3 separate regions of the Mus musculus genome follow, and regions 2 and 3 are each linked to region 1. Evidence: chromatin loops called from intact Hi-C (ENCODE). Cell type or tissue: left cerebral cortex. All regions are shown on one strand. Region 1 has its middle 110 kb from the start of Gm10440. Region 2 has its middle 87 kb from the start of Gm24235. Region 3 has its middle 110 kb from the start of Gm25513.

Region 1 (8,000 bases):
GACTCAAAAATTTATAAAGAATAGAAGATTATATAACTTGTAGTTCTGGAGGCCTTGAATTTCAAGAGCATGACTCTGGTGTGGGTAGAATGCCTTCTTGTATCAAGCCATGGATTTGGTCATTTCATGGTAAAACAGAGAAAATATGCCAGAGAACTCATTTTATAAAAGAGCCAACCTCAAGATAACCAGTTAATCCATTAATTCAAGGACACATTAATCTATCAGGAGAGGGAGGGAGTGAGGGAGGGAGGGAGGGAGGGAGAGAGAGAGAGAGAGGGAGAGAGAGAGAGAGAGAGAGAGAGAGAGAGAGAGAGAGAGAGAGAGAAGCCCTTGAAACTGCAATGATAATGCTGTGTTTCCATAAAGAATTCTGGGAGATTCTCAGATTACAGCAACAAGCATTACAACTTTATAGCTAGTTCTTCTGTTTTCCCTTTCTATTCACTTATTGCCATTCCTCCACCTCTCTGTTGCCCCACCAGGGCAGAAGGCAGCTGTAGTGTCTTGTCTCTGAGGAAGTACATCTCACTTTTATGAAAGCTCACTAATTTGGATGTCTTTCTTTCTTTCTTTCTTTCTTTCTTTCTTTCTTTCTTTCTTTCTTTCTTTCTTTCTTTTTTGTTCTAAATGTTTAAAAACCAAATCCAAAAATCAGTTGTGTAAAAGAAATGTTCTCTGGTTTTCACATGATTTGACTATGGGTTCAGCAATTCCTTGATGGTGACATGAGAATGTAGAAGCAGACAGATTCTGGTAATCTTTTACCAGATTTTAGCCTACCTCAATTTTTTTTTTAAAATACTGGGCACAAATACTCATTTGCAAATCTGTATAACCTAACCAGAGCGTCAGTCTTTTCAACAGGTCTCACGGGTAAGAATCGCTAACGTAAACTGTGTGGGTATCCACAAGCTCCCTTGCCCGCACATACAGTTAGATTATTGATACCAAAAGCCCGGATAGTGAGAGAGCCACGGGTCCCCCACATACCCCAGCAGCAGCTTGGCGAGCTCACGCTCCACCCAGTTTCTGCTGATTCTTCCTTCGTTTCTCTTGTGTCTTGCTTTTCACTTCTGCTTCTTTTTCATTGTTACACATCAACCCCATTTGAATAAGGCAGAAGATTTAGCAAGGAGAGAGAAATAAATAGGCGGAGACGTTAAAATGTTAGAATAAAGGAAGGAGTGGGGGGCATGACTAGGAGTGTGGTCAACACTCACTTGGTTTAGGGGATGGGTTAGTGGGAACATTCTGGAAAATGTGAAAGCTTATTCATCATCTCTTTTTTTCTTTTGTCGTTACACAAAGGGGACAGACTGCTATCCTTTCCTACTCTGAACATTATCTTATTAAAAGCTCATGTGATCAGTCACTCCTTGAGGTTAGTGACCCACTCATGACTGACAGGAATGGTGAGGTCCACAGCCAGCACTCTCACTACCTTGTCTCCTGCTTGTCAGTGGGCATGTGGACATAACTAAGGAGAGTATCTGCCTGGAAATATACCATGTGTCACTTTTTTATTCTGTCCTACACAAGTCTCTACTCTGAGAACTTCTTAAATTTCACTATCCATCCGGTACTGATAACAAATAACTTAACTTTTTTTCCCCTTAGAGAATAATTCCAGTAGATTAGAGAAAATAAATCAGAAGAAAAAAAAACCCTCTTTCATCTCAGGGAATAGCTGCACTATCATTTAGATGTAAACTCACTGCAGTTTTGAAAACATTAAACAACTAGAAGACAAGAATCAATCTTGGGTAAATTTCACAAGGGCATCTTCCTGAGAAAGAACAAAAAGTCTAAATGACAGTGATGCTCTGAAACAAGATAAAGGAGAGGAGATGACAAAGACTCCTTCAAGGACGTGTATACACAGTCCCTTTAATGGTCTTTCAGAGGCGGGCTAGAGAAAAGACTACGTATATGACTGATGGTTTCTCCTTACTGCTATGCCAACTCCACCCTTGATTTTACTCGCTCTGTACTGACGAGATTGCTCTGGGGATTCCTTTGCTATCAGAAGGGGCAGTTGGGACAGGAACTGATGACTTGGAGGCCACTCACAGTTGAGTGAGGACATGCAGCGTCTTTTCCTTGCAGAACATGCTGCTATTTGTACGTTTGCCTCCAGCAAGCAGAGAAATAGTTCATCCCCACAGCCCCTTTGTTCAGACATTTATCACAGCACTTGACACTCTGCATTGAAGAATCTGTCTCTCTGCTTTGTCTCTCTTGCTAAATCTGCACTTTTCAGAGAAATGACTCTATGTTGTTTGTCTAACATCCCTGGAGTCTGATATAGTACTTGGCAGGCGTCAGGTGCAAAATTAATATTTTCTGACGAATAAATGCACACATGGATGAAAGAATATGTATGTAACATGTTGAATGTAATGTTGGGAATTGAAAGTACAACAATTCTTATACCTTCAAACAAACCAGAACCAAACAAGACGAAAATTTTATTTCCTATAGTATTTTAAATTTGCTTTAGAAATGTCTGGATTAAGTAGGAGTTTTGCCTGAATGCCAAAGTAACAGAATGTTAACACTGATGTTTATAAAGACTCCACATCAGTAAACCTGTTTCTTGATGTTTCTAGGGACTGAAATGCTTTTTAGTGTAATCTATATTTAGTGTAGGGCTTACTATATACCAGAGTTATGACATCAGCTGTAATAGGATAAAGCTTATGTTATTAATTATGGCACCAGACTGGTTGGTTATAACTCTGATATTTATAAGACTATTAGACCTGCAATGCTATCAGGTCAATGGCACCATTCATGATATCTAGAATGATGAGATTAGAGCTATATCCATATAGTACGGTTTCTTATAATATCAGAATGGCCGTAGTGTTTGATTTTAGTTGTCAAAGTTACAAGCATCATTGTTGACATTATCAGGCTGCTGGAGATCTACCTTGTACGTTGGCGTTAAGTCCATGAGTCAACTTGTTCATTTTTAATTCTGCTCAGTTAAGGCCAAGGGAGTTTTCAGTGCCTAAAGGAAGTGTATCCCGGGAGCCCACTTCCTTGAGTTTTGTTTGATCTTAAGTATTATGTGAAATCACGATCAGCAAGCTATACCTTCATGGGTTTATCCGAATGCTAACTTCCATGCTTGTGCTGCAGAGTTTAATCTACGGGCATCTTTGCTTCGTGTCAGAACAGAGACACATACTGTGGACACATTAGACTGTAGCTTAAGTGATTCCTCAGGACCTTTAGGAATTGCCTTGAGACCAGAAGTGACTGAATACAGCACCCTTGTTGGCTTCTTCCGTTCCTTCATCCCTCCCCAGCCTCTCCTGGAAGCACTGGCCACTCATTGCTAATTTTCCTCGGGGTTTACAATTCCTGCTTAGGAAAAGTTGAAGCAGGGTTCAAATTTAGGAAGAGGTTGTAGTGTGGTGGTATGAATTGCCCGGCCAGTTCATTTTCCTAATCTATCAGATACATCACTCTTTCCTGTCAACCTAAATTTCACGAATTTGGGGCCATGGATGTTCAACAGCTCTGTTAACTCAGGACCTCCACTTAGTGCTAGGAAACATGGGGAGGGAGAAACACACATTCCCCTCTCTATGGTGTAGCTTCACTTTCTCAGAACTCTCACCTCCTCCAGAGACATGTGTTTCAGGAGATACTGGCCCTCCCCCAGCCTCCAAGTCCAGAGGAGGCTCAGCTTGGTCTAAGTGAATCATCTTTGCCTCTGATTCCACTGTCTAATTGTTTTAGAAAGATGAAGGATGATAAGGATAATGCCAAGGCAACCTTTCTTCTGCTTTTGATGAATATTTATATAGACATGTATGAATTTTTTCCATTCTGTGTCACCATAATTGTTTCCTTAGCTCCTATCAAGCTTATATAACTTCATATCTTTATGCTAATTTTACATGGTTATGAAAGCAGACCAATATCTTCCATGTTAGTGACCCTGCTTATGATTTTCCAAACTACAGTCAGATGTGGCAAATCTTTCTCCCATTTCAAAATAACCTAACTCTAAAATAGAGTGAAATCTACCTCAGTGCACCTGCTTGGTAACTGCTGGAATTTCACTTGTGGAGAAACTGAATTGTGAGGATTGTGAGTCACTTCTGCTGGGGATAATTAGAAGGAAAGGAAATTGGGGCTTGGGAATAGAAAGCAGAGGTAGAGCAGATGGCAGAGGAAGGCTGGAGGTTTTTTGCAGTGAATCCTTGGGGAGACAAAGGATGAGAAAGTGCAGTAAACGCTGAACAGTATTCAGGTGACATCTGTGAGGAGGAGTTGAGGAGTGCCTGCCTGCGAGAGAGGATTTGACAGGCGTGTGGTTGGGAGGGAGTAGGAAGCTGCTTCTGAGTCATGCAATCAAGGAGGCATTGAGCATCTGAATGGAAACGAGGCCGAGGGAAAAAAACTAAATGGGATCGACAATCACCACACTGAAGTTTGGAGAAACACTCAAAAGCTTCAAGCAATAATGCTAAATGGAGATTAATACTTTAGCATCCATCCATTGTTGTGACCCTAAGATAATCAGAATTCTGCTATTATTTTATTTTGATGAACATAAAATATATTTTAATAACTAACCTTGGCTTAATTCTAGTTTGAGTATCTCAGATTCTTTTTTATACAACCTAAATTTCTTAATCTCAACATCTTCATCAATGAGATTTTCCAAACTTTATTTTTCAAGTATGATATGTTTATATTTACCTTCACTAAATTTTATCTTGTGAGATACCATGAAGGTGAGATTATAGATTTTTATCTCTCAATTTATGAATTTATACAATTATAAACTTATATTCATGTAGAAAATAATGTATGAAATATAGAATACAAAAATCAAACAATAGACTGGCTTGATGATACTATTCACTTGCAAAAAGCTTTTTAATGTTGTCAAATAAAATATATGTAGCCCACACACAATGCTGCAAAAGACATGAATGAACAACTCGGAGCAAACACCAGAACAGAGAAAGCTGCTCACTGTCCCTACTAACCATGGACATGCAAATTAGAGAATCAAGTGTCCATATTGGCAGCAGATTGAAAGAAATTTAAAACGTTATGTTATGAACTGAATGTTTATGTTTCTCCAAACTCCATATGTTGAAGACTAACTCCTCTGTGTGGAAGTACTAGGAAGGCTTTGAGAAGTGGTTGAGTTGTGGAGAGTTGGCATGGATGGGGTTAATGTCTTATAGAGGGATGGCGAGATCAGTACTCTCCATCCCTGTGGAAAGGCACCAAGACAACTCAACTGTCTGCACCAGGAAGAGGACTCTCTCCAGTGCCAAACCATGCTAGTACCTTGAAATTTAACAACTATGAGATATTAATTTTGTGTTGTTTATAAACCACCTATTTCATGAGGCCTTTACCTGGCAGGCCAAACTCATCATGGTAAGTTAATAACAAAAAGTGGGGACATGGGAAAATAGGATATTTGAATTCTTTCATGGGAGAATTAAGGTTAGCAGCTTTGGAAATATTGAACCCCAGCCTGGTGAGATTATGAGTTCCCATGTAGATTCCCCCGGTAATTGCACACTAATCAGAGTAAACAGTAATGCATGCAGAGATGGTTTTTTAAAAAGTAGTTTAGCAATGGGAAGAACTTGGAAGCATCCTGAACACTCATTGATTAAAATGTAGGTTAATGAATTATGGGAATTCCATATCATGGAGCTCCAGAGAGTTATTTCTTGGACGTATGTTGTAGGCTGTTCCTTGAATGCTTTCTGTCTAGATTTTTGTATGGCTCACCCCTCCCTTCTTCCATGCTTTACTTTGTATATTTGCATGCTTTACTCTGGTCACAGTAGTCTTTCTTGATGATCTATCTCATCTGATGTCACCAAGTAGATCAGTGTGTCTTCCAATCGTGCTTTATTTTCTGTGTGATGTTAGAGGTAACCAACCTTAGGTTACAGATGTATATTTGTTGGCTGTTTTTTGTTTTTGTTTTTTCCCCCCTGGAACAAAAAAGCTCCAAGAGGGCATGGATTTAAGAGATTTAAATGATGACAGCATTCACTTTCAGTAGTTAGTGTCTGGCACATACTAGAAACTTAATAATTTCCCCTGCAAATAAATCTATGTATAATTCTGGGCTAAATACATTTTCTTTGTGTTCTTTCCCTCTGTGTTATCCTGAGAGGACACTCATGTTTCCTGCATTCTGATTTCTGTCTTGGAGTTGGCGTTCCTCAGAAAATGCCCAAAATAGACTATCTAACACATATGAAGAATCTTTCTTTTTTAAAATATAAAAGTTCAACATTTTTTTGAGCATCTAAATCACTAATCTGAAGCACTACGTAGGCATCAGCCCTCTCTGTCTAGTTGGCTGAAACTGTATCCCAAGTCACATTCCTCTCCTTCATTTCACCCACCCTGATTCTTTCTTCTCTTTCCCTTCTCTCTTTCCCCAGCTCACACTACTCTTTCCCCTCCCTCCCTCCACACTGTGCTAACTTCTGTGACCTCTTTCCCTTTATTCTGTACTCATTCTGTTAATTTCCTTTGGAGGATCTCAGGTGAAAGTATTCTTCTATTATCTGCTCCCTAGCCTGCAACTGCAACAACAATCACTTGCCAATGCCAACCCTCTCCTCCATTCAACTCAGTCTTTGCAAAACTTCCCTTTTCTTTCATAAGGCTTAAGGTGAGCAGTTATGAAAAAAATCAAGCTAAGCTTAAGGTAGGGATATAAGAAAGACAATCTTTTATTTTCTGCTTTTCCTCTACTTTCCCCATGGTGTGGGAGGTTTATGTTAAACTAGAAACTGTTAGTGCACAGAGTAGGAGTGGCAAGGCCAAAGTTGGGTATAGCTTAGGTAGATACGAGTGGACAGACATGCATTCTTTTCAGTGACTCTATTTTTTTATGTACTTACTAATAAACTGAATAAGGACAAGAGTATATGTTATCTATTATATTTTGCTTCGATCTGCTTGAGCTAACAACTCAAAGGCTGATGAAAAGTTGTGAGAAATTCATCTTGAAGTTTCCCCTTTTCATGATATTTTTCTGATCATGATCTATTTATTATCTATCTATCTATCTATCTATCTATCATCTATGTATCTATGTATCCATCTATTATCTATTTCTATATTATTTATCTATGAATCTATGTATCTATCTATGTATGTAACTATCATCTATATATCTATGTATCTATCTCTCATTTATCTATCTAATTATATCTATCATCGATCTTTCATATATCATCACCTGAATAGTCCTCATCTATATATCTGTTCTTTCTATCATCATCATCATCTATCTATCATCTTACTCACTTGATAAAGATACCCTAAGAAAACCCGAGTAACACTCCACCAGTACTTGGTAATAGGAGTCCATCTAGCTCAGAGGGGAGTCAGAAAGGTCAGTGAACAGGACATTTTTAACAGAGCGGTGCAGTATCCACTAGTGTGTTGCCTAATGTATAGTCACACCGTGGCTTTGCAAATGGATGCAACACTGTATTTACACTTACAAGGAGGCTGCTGCGTCAGCAGATTGTTAATTAGGATGCTACCCAAGGCTAGTGCAGATTAATCTCCTCAAATATGCTTACTATATAGAGTAATCACGATTAATTAGCACATAAAGATTGGTCCAAAATGGGAGGATTTAAGGAACATCTTGCTTTGTTTGTCTCCTGTTGGATAGCTTGCTGAATAGCTTCCAGCTGAGGTAACCTTTAGCTCAGTTTCTCCTAGCTCATCTTAATAGGTAGCATGGTGTTAGGTGATCAAGAGATGATAAATAGACAGCCAGAACTACCCTTTCAATTACCCTTGTAAAGCTGCTGCTCAGAGCCCTCAAGGGTATTGGATCAAGGCACAGGCTGGCTAATGGGCAAGATGCCTATGGAGAGAGAGCTTAACACTCCTGAGTCTACAGAACTTAAATGTGCTCTAATTCCCAAGGACCACTTGGTTGCTAACGTTTTCCCTTAGTAGTCAGAGTG
Region 2 (8,000 bases), 510 kb after region 1:
GTCAAAGTACCAAATAGTGGAGACACGCTGCAAGCACTGAAAAATGAATCGTTAAGTGAATGAACATGAAGGATGCTTGTTTCTGATAGGATTCAAGTGCAGAGGATATTTGACATTGGATAATAGTTAATATTTATTGAATATTTGCCACACTCTCAGAATCTTGTTAAATTTATTACATGTATAATCTCATTAAAGCCCTTAAAGACCCTATGACGTAGATGGAATGCTGTCTAGATGCATTGTTTGATTTATTTGAAAGATACTTAAAATGAATTTCCATAGAAATACTTAACTCTGTTCATGTTTATACAGGTTCCTAGTTTGAGACTAGCCTGGTCTACAAAGTAAGTTCCATGTTAGCCGTGGCTACATAGCAAGACTCTGCCTCACAAAATAGAAAGAAAGAAAGAAAGAAAGAAAGAAAGAAAGAAAGAAAGAAAGAAAGAAAGAAAAGGATAAAAAGAAAAGGGAAGAAACAATATTTTCTCTCTCAGTGTGTCACTATACTCTTAATAGATATGGTCATGAATGCTAATCCAGCATTTAGATGACTTAAATTACAACTGGATTTACAATATAAAATCATATTTGAGGTAGTTTTTTTTTTCCTGCCAGTAAAGCATTCTCACACTCCTGCTGCTCCAAATGAATGTTAATCATTTTGTTTAGTGCGTATAAAATCTGTCTTGACAGTACTTAATAATAAACACAGCTATCAAGTATACTGTTCAGATAGCCTTCCAGACCCCAATTTGAATGGAAAGTAGTGATGATTTTTTTGTGTGGGAAATAGTCTCCCTAACACTTAAGGTCAACCGTATGTGCACTCATCAAAGCAATGGCAAGGAAGTAAGTGTGCTTGAAGAGCAGTGACATGCTTTGTGTTCACAGCAGCTGAGATGCCAGCTAACAGAGAGTGGCAGTTATTAACAGCACTCTTGTGCGAAGCCAAATCCGAATGCATTGCGCTCATAGCCCTTAGCACAGTTACATTTAATGAAAGCGTTCTCTAAAAGAGAGATTAAAAGTCATCTCACCAACAAAATGCCAATATACTTTCATGAGTTCTAAAACAAAAGGCATCATTATTGATAGGGATTTATGCTAACATCTACAAAACGAGTTATCCTCATAGGAGAAACTAGTTGACATGCGCAGCGAGAGTTCAGCACCTGAGCTCAGTGATGAAATAAGGTCAGCACACCTGTGGCAGGTGCAAAGAGCATCCCTTTAGAAATTTCGGGGTAAGTATTAAATATAATTATTTCGGTATTGTAAGGGAGTGCAACATGGGCTAAGAAAATTCTCAAACGGATATAAGCAGGACTACAGTGAAGAATTTTATAAGGCAGTCAAGTTCGGTTTAGTTAGAATATAAGCGTTTGAGTTGGAGGCTGGGAAGCTTCACGTGAAATAAAACACTCATTGTGTTGTACACTCTGGGGCTAGTTAAATTTTGTGTGTGATGTTTTTATTTATTCGCAAATCTCTATAATAAAGTTTGAAACATTATTAAAATTTTAAAAAATACCTGCCTTCATCTGAAATTTTGTGACTAGTGAATTAGAAGTGATAGATACAGAATACTCATATTTTTGTAGTTTTAAACTTTAAGTGGTTAATATGTAATATTATGTCTGGAAACTAAGTGCCAAATGTTTAACACATCTATCAGTGTTTCCACTTGTGGTGATGATATGTTGTAGCCTCTAACTACTAGGATATATGATCTTCAATGTATCTGATTGGTATTATGAATGTGTGTGTGTGTGTGTGTGTGTGTGTGTGTGTGTGCATCTCTGTTAACCCTGAAGGCTGTGAAAGTTCCTTATTTTTGTTGAATATGGAACTTGTTTTGATCTGGACAGCTTTCAAGATATCTGAAAATGATCTTTAAGCCTAAACATGCCTATCTCATTGTCTTGAGGAAAAAATTATGCTCAGGTTTTAGGTGGTTTAAACATTGAAGGGAAGGGGTCCCATACCTACTGTGAGATTCTTATTATTTTAGTGAGTTGACTCTTCATACCTAAGAAAAAGTGAGAAAAATTTACTTAATCTGAGTACAGTGGTCATAAGACCAGATGTTACCTATAGAATTACTCTCAGAATTTCATAAATACAGTAAGATGTGACAGCTTCCATAACCAAATACTAATATTTCGAGGTACATGTTTGCCTAGAATAGATCTGTCTGGGTGGCATGTATTGTAATGTATATTTTTCCCATTTCACTTTTTAAAATGACCCCTCTCACATCTCACAAAACAAAGGGAAAGCTCTAATCTACTTGTGATTTATTGTAGTAGATTGTTCTGGGATGTAAAAATCTCAGAGGTTGCAAAGGAACAATTCAAAATATCAATGTGAGTGTTGAAAAATAATGATCCAGCCCTCTGTGTGAAAAAACCCTTCTGCAAATCAGTTGTTTCCTAATTTTTATTTCCAGAAACACTGATGGAAGATTACATGAATATGTCAATGGAGGCATGACATGTCTTCCTTTTTATATGTAGTCATCTGAAGTTTTGGGATATAACAGGTAAGTAGTTTAAGACACCGAGTTATACCTTTTTAAAAGTCTCTTTGTTAATGTGAAGAGCATGGGTCATCTTACTCACTTGTGGAAATGGTCATATGGATCTAGGCATAAGTAATGCTTCCTTACATATTTTATAAAACATTTCAAAATGAGGCCATTCATGTGACATGCAATGGCAGGCTGCTGTCATCACCTGTAACTATTCTAAAATAGAAGCCAAAACAGTTTTTGGTATCCTCCTGAGAGTGTTTGCGTTGAATACCGAGGTCCTTACAGTACTTAGTCTAGATTTCATTACAATGTTGCATTACTTGACATGTTTAGGACTAATCCAAATGTCTCATTTCTATATTTCTATCTTTTGGTTTCAGAGGTGTACTAGGTCTTACCAAGGTTTGGTGTTAGTATAAACACTACCATAAGAAAATAATTAGTCACTGTTACCGCTGTGCAGACACAGGTTTTTTACACTGATCTCACAGCACTCATGGTTGGATATGCACTGAGTAGCAGTTAGGTTTTGTTGGAGGAGCTATGTTCTACATAGCTAATCTTGTTATTTATAATTAATGAAAATCTTACTTATTTCAGTGTTCAAGAAACTTTAATTTATTCCCCCACCCACTGACTTGTTGTACTTCATAGGTAGTCCAGTAAAATGTAAAAAGGTTGGGCATATTTTGTAAAATTCAGAATTGGGTTTGGCTGTTGTTATTGTTGTTCTGTAAAAATCTTATTCAGATTTAAAATGTTTGCTTGCAGTTCCATTTTGCTTGGTGGTATTTTGAGGCATGTAAGACTTTTTTTTTTACCATTATTCATTATTATTATTATAATTATCAAAAATTTCAGAGTTACTATTTCTCTAATGTGTTTAATTAATGTGGTTGATAGTTTGATTTTAATCTATGAATGAACATGTTGAGTCAAGACATGTGATTTTTTAATATAACACGTGTTATATTGTATAAAATACTTAATATTTTCATATATGATGTATAATACTCATATAATATTTTTATAAAGACAGAACAACTTAACATTATAGGATCTGAATTCAGAGTTTGTTTTATTTAAATTATATATTATTCTGAAAAAGACAAAGAAAATGGATCAGATAACAAGCAATTAAAACCAAAGAAATTTGGAAAGATTGACTATTACAAGATAAAACGGATCTTGGAATGTAAAAATATTCTACTTTTTGAATAATTTTATAGATTTATATAAAGTGTTTAAACTGTGTAAACCTTATCATTCTGCTAAAATGATGAATGTTAGTCAGCAAATTATTCATCGATGCTTGGAATTAAAAAAAAAAAATTGTGTCACACAATTAAATAGCAACATTATGCTTTAGTTAATTTTAAAAAGTGTTTTTAACCTGAGTGGAAGTTATTTCAAAAGAAGTGCTTTTAAATCGTGCTTGGTTTGACATGAAAAATGAGTCTTAATCTGTTCTACTCATCAGTTCCGTGGTCTTAGATGAGTCACTTACCTTCCCAGAACAAGCTCATTTGCAACAGGAACCTTCATCTCCATCATCTGGCCCTCTTAAAAATTCCATCAAATGCTATGTGAAAATATTGGGGCCAGGGAAGCAATTACAGAAATATCCATCAGACTTGAATGTGACATGCTGTTAAGTATCCTCTTCATCTTGTTCTTAAATAAGGCTCTGCAAGAATCCTTCACTTGAGATGGCAGCTTCAAGTTTGGAACAGAACGCTGTGCAAAAGAAGGGATTCCTTTTATTTGCTTAGTCTTCAGAGATTTGAATTATAAAGTGAACTGTGGTTCCTTAATTGAAAGAGAGTGTCTGGAGGAAAATAATAGTATTATACTACTTAACTGTGTTTCCATTCCCTAAACTACTTACCATATACCTGACTTAATTTGATTATATAGGTTACTTGATCTATGTGATCAAGAAGGCATTATTAGCATCTGTGTCACTAATTACTTCCTCTCAGAAGGCAGTCTAACCAGTTTCCTTCCTGGTCACCTTTCCCAGACACGTCTAGAGTGATGACAAACTGGCCAACCCTGACTGTGCGGCTACAGACGACACTTCAGTCTTCCATTAATTTCTGTCAGTTAATCAACTGTTTTGTTGATTTAGTTGTCACACGTAATTTCAACACACTATGACCTATTTTAGTTGTCATTTTACATTGGTCAGTGCTAGTTTATATTTCCCACAATTATAACCTTAACCATGCAATAATCAAAAAATTGTCATAGTTGCTCTGGATGTATCTAGATCACATTTCTTTCATCTATGGATCAGAGAACGTCAGAGGGAGGTCAGAAAGGTTGTGCCATGCCTCAGAATACCAGGAAGTCTTCTATGAGACTGCCTCTCGTAGAAAGTGATGTGTAGAGAAACCTAAACAATGACAATATTAATAATCATGTTAATAGAAGAAGAAAGGTGCTCAGTGGTTCCCACCCCTAGACATACAACATGTAACTAATGACTTTGGAAAGTGGAAAAATTAGTCACTCCTATACATGAATTACCTGAGTGGTTATTGAATACAAAGGTATAGGATACACAAACATCAGAAACAGACTTAGTAAGCTGTATTGACATATCTGGGCATTACATATAGATAACCATAATACTCAAAGAAAAACAGGTTATAAATTTGAGAATGGAGCTGGGGTCAAGGGACGATTTGGAGGGATAAATGAGGGAGTGTCTGAAAAAAAGAAAGAGAAGGGAATTATGTAATTATATTTTAGTTTAAAATGTATGTGTAAAAGTGATATAAAATTTAAAAATATAACTCAGCCCACTTAAAAATATTGCTGTGTAGGTTGTGAGGAAATAAAACCACCCACATCACAACTTGGATCATCCTTGGAAAAGTGAGACAAGAGTTGTGGGAGTAACCAACCACCTTCCAAGTAGATCTGAAGCCTGATCCAGAAGTGGAAACCTATGCCTGGTACTGAAACCTAATTAACAATCCATATCTGGGGATTGGTAGGAAGATGCTTACTACAATTATCTAACTAAAACAACACATCATCAAACTGTCTCTAAATAGCTGTGCTTAAACATATAGAGTCCATATGTTTTGTCCATTTTATAGACAAGAGGTACTGTTAGACTCAAACATAAAAGCCTCTCTTTCCTAGCATACACAGAAGTGGATGCTCACAGTCAGCTAATGGATGGATCACAGGGCTCCCAATGGAGGAGCTAGAGAAAGTAGCCAAGGAGCTAAAGGGATCTGCAACCCTATGGGTGGAACAACATTATGAACTAACCAGTACCCCGGAGCTCTTGACTCTAGCTGCATATGTATCAAAAGATGGCCTAGTCGGCCATCACTGGAAAGAGAGGCCCATTGGACTTGCAAACTTTATATGCCCCAGTACAGGGGAATGCCAGGGCCAAAACGGGGGAGTGGGTGGGTAGGGGAGTGGGGGTGGGTGGGTATGGGGGACTTTTGGTATAGCATTGGAAATGTAAATGAGCTAAATACCTAATAAAAAATGGGAAAAAAAAGCCTCTCTTTAGAGTGAATATCAGTGAATCCAGAGACTCATGGCTACTGATAGACTAGAATGACTGATGGTCAAAGGCCCATTTCTGAACAAGGCATTTGTAGCTCAGGACACATAGCAGAAGAAATCAGGAAGTGTCTAGGAGCTAAAAGATAGAGTGAAGAGCTAAAAATACCTCCAGAATTAATACAACTATTAAAATCTGAAACTCATAACAACTGCTTTTATGTACACTGGACCTATACAAGGCTGGCCTTGTCACCAATTTGTTACGGAGGAGGAAATAGCTCATAGACCGCTAGTCATTACTGCTGAACAGTTGAGTATTGATGAATTCTGGGACAGACAGAGGCGTTGTCTGCAGTTACTTATCCACTGCTAAAAGCACTAGTCTCCGAGAGATAGCTCACACAGACAGAAGCAAAAAGCAAAGAGAAGACATCAACTTGAGAAAGTGCTTTTTAGATAGAAGGTTGGATAGACAGGCATAATAGAGATTGAAAGAAGGTAGGTGTGAGTGGTCAGTATTCATTATGTACCAGAGCGACACTTGTCAAATTTAATTTACCTGAAATTGGTGGAAAATTAATTGTGTTTATGGCCACAAATAACCTATCTGAAAAGCAATAATGATAACTATGCATTTCTCAAGAGGGATAAATTTAGTCAATGAAATGAAATGCACAGCTTATAAACTGAAAAATGGAAAACATTGATGAAAGAAATTAAACCAGTAACCTTGTAAGGCAGGTGGCAGAACAACTGTGCTAAGAAAGTAGAGCATACACACTGACTGTAGAAAAGTTGAAGATTGGGGAGAGAAGGAGATAGATAAACTGAGGATGTATAAAGATATCATAGGGCAACCCAGTACTTATTAGCTAACTAAAAGCGGAAGTACCCAGAGAAAACAGTATTGGAATGGAGGTACTGTGGTTCAGGGGATAATCCGTCTCCAGAAAACTATAGGTTATTAGACAAAAATCATTTTGACTGATTTGGAACACAAACCTATGAGTTTTGATTGCTCTCGTATGCCTACCACATGAACGCTAAGACCCTACTGCTGGATATAGCCACAAAATCCATTTATAAATCACAGAAGAGTCAAGTTGGAGCTGACCTGAATGCTCTCTCCTCGCAGAGTAGCTTTTGCAGTGTCAGGGGTGTTTAAGAGGATAGAGCTGTGCCCATTTTTTCATAATTGTCTATTATTTAGTTTTAGTTCTAGTTTCATTGTTTATTTTTAGCTGTGTTTGAGCTGCTTTTAAGATTTCATACTTTCAAATTATTTAGAGATGCCTGATTTCATTGCTAAACTACACAACCGATATTTCACATGAGTTCAATATTGTGCAAATTGCATCTTGATCCATGTTTGTTTCAGGATCATTAAAACTTCTCCACCTCTGTTTAGATCAAAAAATTTTCAGAGCATGAGATAATACAGAAATGAACTCCTGAGCTAAGTATAACATTCCAAGACAATCACCATGCAGTGGCTTAGCAACTCCAGTCTTTTGTCTGTGCAAACACTCTAGGCTTGCTCTGCAAAGATCCATATCGCTATCACTCATGCATTATAGAAAAATGACATTAGAAGAGTCTCAGAGTTTCCAATAATTATATACTTTATTCTTCTAGTCACAAAATAAACCCAATTAGGGAAGGATTTGGAATATTTGGAAGAAAACAGCAGATTTAAAGGCTTAATTGGTTCTTCATGTGGAAATTATACTCAGCAACTTGGTATAATATTTCTTCATTGCCTAATCCAACATGGAGAAAATTGACAATCTGCAAACACCAAATCATTTTCCAAAATCAGATAAATAGTAGAGATGGTTTATTATTATTTGAATATAAATTACTTGCTCTGTTTTAACTATTTCATGTGAATTGAATCTACTGAAATTAAAGAGATTGATAACTGGAC
Region 3 (8,000 bases), 1.2 Mb after region 1:
TGATTTTAAATCATCTCTAGCACAATTAGTGGGCAAATTAGCCCTAATCTATTTTTCTACATACTAGACTCTTAATTCCAAGCTGTGCTTCTCACGGTCTTGATGTTTGGGCCTTTCCTAGGTTATCTATCTGTGGGTCCATTTCTCTGGCAATGTGCTCATGATTCATAGAGCCTCGTGGTGGCCATCTCCTCCCTTCATCTTCTTTGTTGTTCTCCCTCCTTGTCTTCTCTCTCTCTCTCTCTCTCTCTCTCCCTCCCTCCTTCCTTCCCTTCCCTCAACCCTCCTCTTGTCGGACCATGAAAGGCAGCCTGTTTTCTGGTCGAGCTAGGTTAAAACCCCAGAGATCCAGTAGATTAATCTGCAAGGGACAGAAGGAAGTTTGCCACATGCTCCCAGACACTAGGCTCCTGATGCAAGGCCCCACCTCCATAATTCTGTGGCTTTCAGTCATGTAGGCTCCACCCCCACAGTTACCAGGCAACAACCAGATAACCCCAGTCCACTATAAAAGGAGCTGCTTACCCCTTCCTCACTCTATTGCCTCTCTATCCTCCTTGTTCTTACTCTCTCACTCTCACCCTCCCTTCTTCCCTCTTTCCATGTGGCCATAGCCACCCTCTACTTCTCTACACTTCACCCTCTCTCTGCCTTTCTACAATAACTGCCTTAAAACCAGTGACCAGCTCTTCTCATCAGGACCTACCATGTTGGAACAATGGAGTAGGACTTCCCCTAATGAGCTGAATTTCTTCTTCTTCTTCTTCTTCTTCTTCTTCTTCTTCTTCTTCTTCTTCTTCTTCTTCTTCTTCTTCTTCTTCTTCTTCTTCTTCTTCTTCTTCTTCTTCTTCTTCTTCTTCTTCTTCTTCATGTTTTCTTCATTTACATTTCACATGTTATCCCCTTGTTCACCAACCCACCCACTCCCACTTCCTGGCCATGGTATTCTCCTATACTGGGGCATAGAACCTTCACAGGACCGAGGTCCTCTCCTCCCATTGATGACCGACTAGGCCATCTTCTGCTACATATGCTGCTAGAGCCATGAGCCCCACCATGTGTTATCTTTGGTTGGTGGTTTAGTCCCAGAGAGCTCGGGGGTTACTCGTTAGTTCATATTGTTGTTCCTCCTATGGAACTGCAAACTCCTTCAGCTCCTTGGGTACTTTCCCTCTTCCCTCCTCCCTCCTTCATTGAGGACCCTGTGCTCAGTCCAAAGGATGACTGTGAGCATCCACTTCTGCATTTGTCAGGCACGGGCAGAGCCTCTCAGAAGACTCCTATATCAGGCTCCTGTCAGAAAGATCTTGTTGGCATCCACAATAGTGTCGGGGTTTGGTGGTTATATATGGGATGGATATCTAGATGGGGCAGTCTCTGGATAGTTATTCCTTCAGTCTCTGCTCCACACTTTGTCTCTGTAACTCCTTCCATGTTTATCTTGTTCTCCCTTCTAAGAAGGATTGAAGTATCCGCACTTTGGTCTTCCTTCTTTTTGAGTTTAATGTGTTTTGCGAATTTTATCTTGGGTATTCCAAGATTCTGACAAGCTGTGCTTCTAAGCTCCTGCCAGGAGGTTTCTCTGTGTTTTTAGCCATGGCCACCACCAAACCAAGCAGCCACCAAGCTTCTCCCTGTGGTAACCTGCTGGAGCTCTCCTCCTAACCTTTTACCTTTGCTCATGGGCCAAAGTCTGCCTGAGGGTCCCCACTTTGTTCTCAGCTTTTCTGAGAAGTACAGCAGAGTCTGTGGTGTCCAAGAGTGAGAACCTGTCATCCCTGGCCTGCGTGCAGCCCAGGGAGCCCAGAGTCAGCTCTTTTGTGGTGCCCGGCAGTGTCTGTGGTACCCGAGAGTTGGAATCTGATTCTTTCGGCAGTTCAGCGGAGACCCCAGACTGTGCCTTTTCCCATCCCTGAGAAGCATCCAGTGGCTTCTCATAGTCCAAAGCCCGCCCAGAGCTTCCGTGGGATCGGTGGTGCAGTCAAACTTTCCACATCTGCCTTGCCCAGTAGCCCTAGCCCCTTGCTTACATAGGACCCCATTTCTCTCTCTCTCTCTCTCTCTCTCTCTCTCTCTCTCTCTCTCTCTCTCTCTCTCTCTCTCTCTCTCTCTGTGTGTGTGTGTGTGTGTGTGTGTGTGTGTATGCACCTGTATGTGTGTGTCTTATGGTTCCTACCTGCAATCCCCTGTCTAGTAACTCATTCCCTGTCTATATATATGGTCTTCAGTCATTGGTTGCAGCCACTTTTATTTAACCAATAGCTTTAAATTAGGAGGGAAAAAAAGGTTTACATAGCATCACTTGGTATACATGAGGATCTGTCTTTCAGGGGGCAATTAGATTTGCAATGCAAATATTTAGCATTTGAAAACACAGCAGGACAGGAGCAACCCCAATATTTTCCCTTTTGTCTCAATAAAATGGCTCTTTCTCTTACTATCATAAACAACATACAGTTAGAACAATTATGAAGCAATTATGAAAACTACTTGATAAGATTTACATTCATAAAGGCCAGTCCGTCTGTATTTGCCAACTTGGATAAAGTATTCTGTTAATTATCCTATCTTGGTAAGATAGTTTATATCATAGTTTTATCATAACTTTTATTAATAATCTAAAAACATTTTTACACCTAAGAACATGTTTTAAAATCCTAGACATCTTAAGCTTAATTGTGAGACTATATCATCATATACCTGATAATGAATATTTATAGTGTGCAGGAAGTACAGACAAGCAACCTAGACTGTAGAAATGACAGAGGAGCTAGCTGGATGGACAGTCTCCAGAATTTCTCTAAAACACTGAGACATCTACCTTTAGCCTTCTGACCCAGAATATCTGACAGACCTTAGTGAAGCAGGAATTATGAAGAGGTTGCCTTACATTTTCCTTGAAAAGCTTATGAGTGGACATCTCTAGGACCAGGAGACAGGAACATATTCCTGACCTCCTCAGACAGAATGCCAAAGATAAACTCAAAAATATTCTATCCAAGACTACTTTATTGAGTCAATGAGGTTATTAGAGTTCCCTACATTAGCTTGGTGAGTCGTTATTTATAGAAGGATGAATGGCTGAAAGGCAGATTCATCGCTGAAATGTCACTCCAGAATGAGTGATGATTAATGAAGCTGGTGTCACATGGGTTCCCTCCACAATGTTCAGGCAGCTACTGAAGAGTTTCTTCTTCCCCAAAGTAGATTGTTGTTTGTATATCTTCTAAGGAATTATAAAGTCTCTCCAATACTACTGATTTATGTGGTATTTCTGAGCTTCTTAACACTTTCAAGACTCTCTACTATGTTATGGAAAAAATGTTTCAAATTGGAAGAAATAACCTACAGAACACTGTCTATGGCCCATGTATATATCACAATGCAAAATGAATTCAATTTATCTTTAAAGGTTATCAATAACTAAATATCTCAGACTATATATATATAATGTGTGTATGTGTGTATAGGTATGCATGCACATATATACATATGTGTATGTATATGTGTGTGTGTGTATGTATACATACACATATATACATATATGTGTGTGTGTATATAAATATATATTCCCAAAATTCCTGCTGCCACTCAAGAATCCTACAGTAAACATTTGCATCCCCTAGATGACTGTTTTCCTTAGGACTCTACAGTGTTTTCATCTTCACTCATTGAACAAACAACCAAGCAAGAAGAGAGCCTCTCTAAAGAATCTTCTTCACAGGGATTGACTTTTCAGGAATATCTGTGTGGGACTGAATTAATTAAATTAAATTGGTGTGAGGATTACCCCAGAGTTGGAAGCACAATTCCCTGGGCATGAAGTTCTACACTGTACAAGAGTGGAAAAATTCAGCTGAACATAAGGAAGCAAAAAGACAACATGTGTGTGTTCCCTGCTCACTATTCTTGTATATTACAAGCAAATTTAAGTTCTTAATGCCTAAACTTGCCTCAAAATAATTTAATATAATTATCTGGACTTGTGATGTTAAATAAATTTTATCTCTCCTAAGTTGTTTTTTGGTCAGGTTATTTCATTGCAACAACATAAATGAAATTAAGTCATTCATCTATAAAATATCTCAGATGATCTTCGTAATGTTGTATTAGTGTTAGGAAGAAGTGCTAGGGTTATGTGAATATAATTTTGTCCTGATGAGATCTACCATGGGTTTCACAACATGTAAGAATTATATTATGGGTCGGGGGGCGTGCATGTAAAATCTGTCCATCTTATGAGAGCAATTGGATTGCAGCATATTAATTCAAAATCTAATTAAATAAAAAGTCTTAGCTATGCAAAATATATTGGTAGATAAGGATCAGAAGCAAGAGAAAACATGCACTATTTATTACAACAAAGGACAAGAGTAGAATTAATAGTTCAAAGTGACAGCAAAGAGAACAAGCCGAAGCTTAAGCAAGAGGAACGGAAGGTTGGACTGCACCCAGTAGTTGTGTGATAAAAATATCAGCAAAGAAATTTCAAACTGGGTATTCCAGAACTGCTCTTGTAAGGTGAGAAAACCCATTACTGTCTGGGGATATTTTGAACCTGATCTCATAGAGGGCATAGTGTTAAGCCTGGGAGGCTGGGTGATTAATGTCAGACTCTGTAGCTTGCTGCCTAGAAGTTTACTCGTTCTTCCAATGCAAAGTTGCAGGGTTTGAACTAGGGCAATTAAAAAGTTCTGACAGACATCAGAGAGCAAGTAAACTACATAATAAAAAAAATAAAATAAAAACTAGCCAGAGGTAGATAAAACTTGAAGGATAAGGTCACCAGATGCAGACATCTGGATAGTATTGATGGGAGCATAATGAATTCTGTTTTCACCAAGTTAGGTAAATATACCTGTTTCTATTCCTTTTAAAGAATGTGTTAACCCATACATGTTGATAGTGTGAGACTTCAATACTACACTCTTGCCTTAAACAGGTCATTCAGAAACAAAAATAAACAGAGAAATGCTTGCACTAACTGATAGACATTATAAACTAAATGGACCCAACATATATTTGCAGAACATTTCACGCAAACACAAAATAATATAACCTCAGCACCTGATGGAAATTTAAAGCACAACTGGCCACATTCTTGGACAGAAAGTGTATCTCAATAGATATTGGTTAATTGAAATGACATCCTATCTGGCCACTATGGTAACCATGAATGTTTAGAGAGTATCAAGCTAACAGACTCACAGAAATGTACCAATTTACTACTGAATTTAAAAAAATAAAAAATAAAAAAAGAAATTAACAGTTTGAGGAATTGAATGAAAAGTAATATACAACATATTAAATTAATGAGACACAATGAAGGTGGTTTGTAAAAGTGAGTTCATAGCACTTGTAGCCTGCATTAAAAAAATAAAAATAAAGGAAAAAGGAATGGAAATCTGACACTAGTAACTTAACATTACACCTGAAATCTCTAGGAGGAAAAGAAAAATCATATCTAAAAGGAGTAAATGTCAAAAATAATCAAATTTAGGACTAACATTTATAAAATAGAAACGTTGAAAAGAAAACAATAGAAAGACTACTAATGACATTCTGCTATGCTTATACATTGGTGTCTTGCTCAGCCATCATCAGAGAGGTGTCGTCTTCCATCAGATGGCAAGAAACAAATAGAGCCGCAGCAAGGCACAACGCATGGAATGAGAGATGTTGAAACATTCAGCCCTTAATCATATGCCTTTATGAAATCACCCATGGGGTACAGGCAACCCAAGTAAGAGGAGACAACAATAGTGCAGATCCAAAGGCAACATAGCTCACCAAGGACAAGTAGATTTTTTTCTTTTTTCATTTTTTATTAGGTATTTTCATTTACATTTCAAATGCTATCCCAAAAGTCCCTCTATACCCTCACCCCACCCTGCTCCCCTACCCATCCACTCCCACTTCTTGGCCCTGGTGTTCCCCTGTACTGGGACATATAAAGTTTGCAAGACCAGGGGGCCTCTTTTTCCAATGATGAGCAAGTAGGCCATCTTCTGCTACATATGCAGCTAGAGAAACAAGCTCTGGGGGTACTGGTTAGTTCATATTGTTAAATCAACAGGATTCACACACATAGGAACTCACAAAGACTGAGGCAGGATGCACAGGGCCTACACAGGTCTGTACCAGATGCAGTCCTAAAGGTGAGTTGCCTGGATGTATAACCGTCCCTAACCCAGTGATAATCTTAAAGGATAATCATTCTCTAATGAAAATTTAATTTTTGTAAGGTGTCTCACTGAAGAAACAGGGTACACTTAAGGGTAGGATAAATAAATAGTCAGCTCAAAATAGCTCAATGGCACCATTGATTGGAGAGGTTTCTTGTCACATAATCCTATATCAGAGTTTTTTAAAAAATCAGTCTTATTTTTATTGTGTGTGTATGTGTGTGTGCACTTTCCTTAATCTACAGAAACTTTGTATACATATCATGGATTACAGGGTAGTGGTTTTACTGGATTCCTCATTATATGAGCTAGTGGATATCAAATCTATATCTGTTTCTTCTGCCTTTATTGGGCTATTTCTCTCTGTTTATTTGTTTGTTTGTTTTGTTCTATCTCAGTATATGCATTTTGTTTTATTTTATTTATTATCATTCCATCGAAGCCATCTGTTTGTTGTTCTTGTTTCTATTGAGAGACAGGAATGGGGAGGATCTGGATCTGAGAGGAGGTAGAAGGACCTGGAAAGAGTAGAGAAGGGAAAACAATATTCAGGACATATTAAGCGAGGTAAAAGGATGCTGGTGTGTACTGAAAGGCAATTCTGAACAGTGATAATATAGAGAGAAATCGCCAAGGATACCTAGCATTAGAAATTATAAATAACTAGACATTTTAGCATTAAATCTATATCAGTCTACGTCCTGTCTAGAAGTAGGTATCGTGGTCAATTTAGCACAGTCAATGTAGATTTTTAAGATTAATTTTGCAAACAAGAATGAACACAATTTGGGGAATCCTTCAGGCTATTACTTTGAACATTCCTGCTTTACCTACCTAATTTCTGTTTTACAAAACTTTAAATATAAGGAACACACTTGAAAAGGAAGATTTTGTACAATCACAAAAATCAGGCCATCTGTAGAAGGCTTGTCAAATAAAATTTGGATAATACTTGGAAAAGTTACTATGAGTCAAAACATCATTATATGTGAGAATTCGAAAGTATCTGCCTTTCCTTAATTTTACTTAGTCTGAAAATTTTATCTATGGAGAACGTGAGTTGGGAAGGCTGTTAATTTATTTTGATTTGTTTATATTACAATTCTCTGAAAACAAAACAAAAAGATTAAAATGAACTGAATGTTAATTCTCATAAATGTGAAATGTTTAAATAAATGTAATCTTTCCTAGGAAAACTGAAACATAACTGTAAGTTTAGAATACTCCAGATATTTTTTGTCCTGAGCATCATCCCATTGCTAACTCTCAGTGGCAGTAAGGATCAAGCAAGCACTTCAGCAAGGATTGTCCTCCACTAAGCAATGAGAAAACTCTCAAGGGCATGTTAGAAATAAAGAAGCCACCTCCTTCTCACATCCTTTTCATTTCTCTCGTGGCCAGATGGTGAGAAAGATATATTATGTAACATTGCAGATCAACTTCCTCGAAATGAGAGTGAAATGTAGGATGGAGAATATGATTTGAAAATAAAAGCTGAAGATGGTTGGCACGGAAACGAAAAGTTGCTTGCTCAAACTGCAAGTCAACCAAAGAGAGCACATCGTTTTGGCAGGTAATTTTGTGATACATTGCTCAGAGACATCATGTGAAGGAACTCTCTCTTGGATAATAAAAGGTAAAAAAGGAATCGGCTATCATTGTTCTTAAAATTCTGAAGCAGTTGATTGTTTACTGAAGAGGAAAATAATTTACCAGCTAAAGTCTAATTATTTTAAGATACAAAAATTTGCATCATTATATACTAAATAGAAGTACCCGCTCTTTGGATTTCTGGCTAGAGTGACACTCACAGAG

The links. Hi-C counts contacts between places; a loop is a spot of excess contacts. Peaks named below come from ENCODE experiments on the same cell type or tissue, not always from the same donor. Only the 100,000 strongest peaks of a DNase experiment are listed, where the experiment ranks them.
Region 2: it touches region 1 in a loop (5-fold over the local background); 2 of 42 quality-filtered maps call a loop at or near these places.
Region 3: it touches region 1 in a loop (4-fold over the local background); 2 of 42 quality-filtered maps call a loop at or near these places.

What each region holds. Positions count from the first base shown.
Region 1 is chr5:54,231,136-54,239,135 of GRCm38, forward strand. No RefSeq gene overlaps it. Among named protein-coding and RNA genes, the nearest start is that of Gm10440, 110 kb to the right of the region's middle. In left cerebral cortex, no CTCF peak of the experiment used is centred here; DNase peaks (open chromatin) are centred at 3,209, 3,665, 4,282, 6,305 and 1 more place; H3K27ac peaks cover 5,652 bases.
Region 2 is chr5:54,736,204-54,744,203 of GRCm38, forward strand. No RefSeq gene overlaps it. Among named protein-coding and RNA genes, the nearest start is that of Gm24235, 87 kb to the right of the region's middle. In left cerebral cortex, no CTCF peak of the experiment used is centred here; DNase peaks (open chromatin) are centred at 4,154 and 5,430.
Region 3 is chr5:55,408,755-55,416,754 of GRCm38, forward strand. No RefSeq gene overlaps it. Among named protein-coding and RNA genes, the nearest start is that of Gm25513, 110 kb to the left of the region's middle. In left cerebral cortex, no CTCF peak of the experiment used is centred here; DNase peaks (open chromatin) are centred at 4,492 and 7,625; H3K27ac peaks cover 494 bases.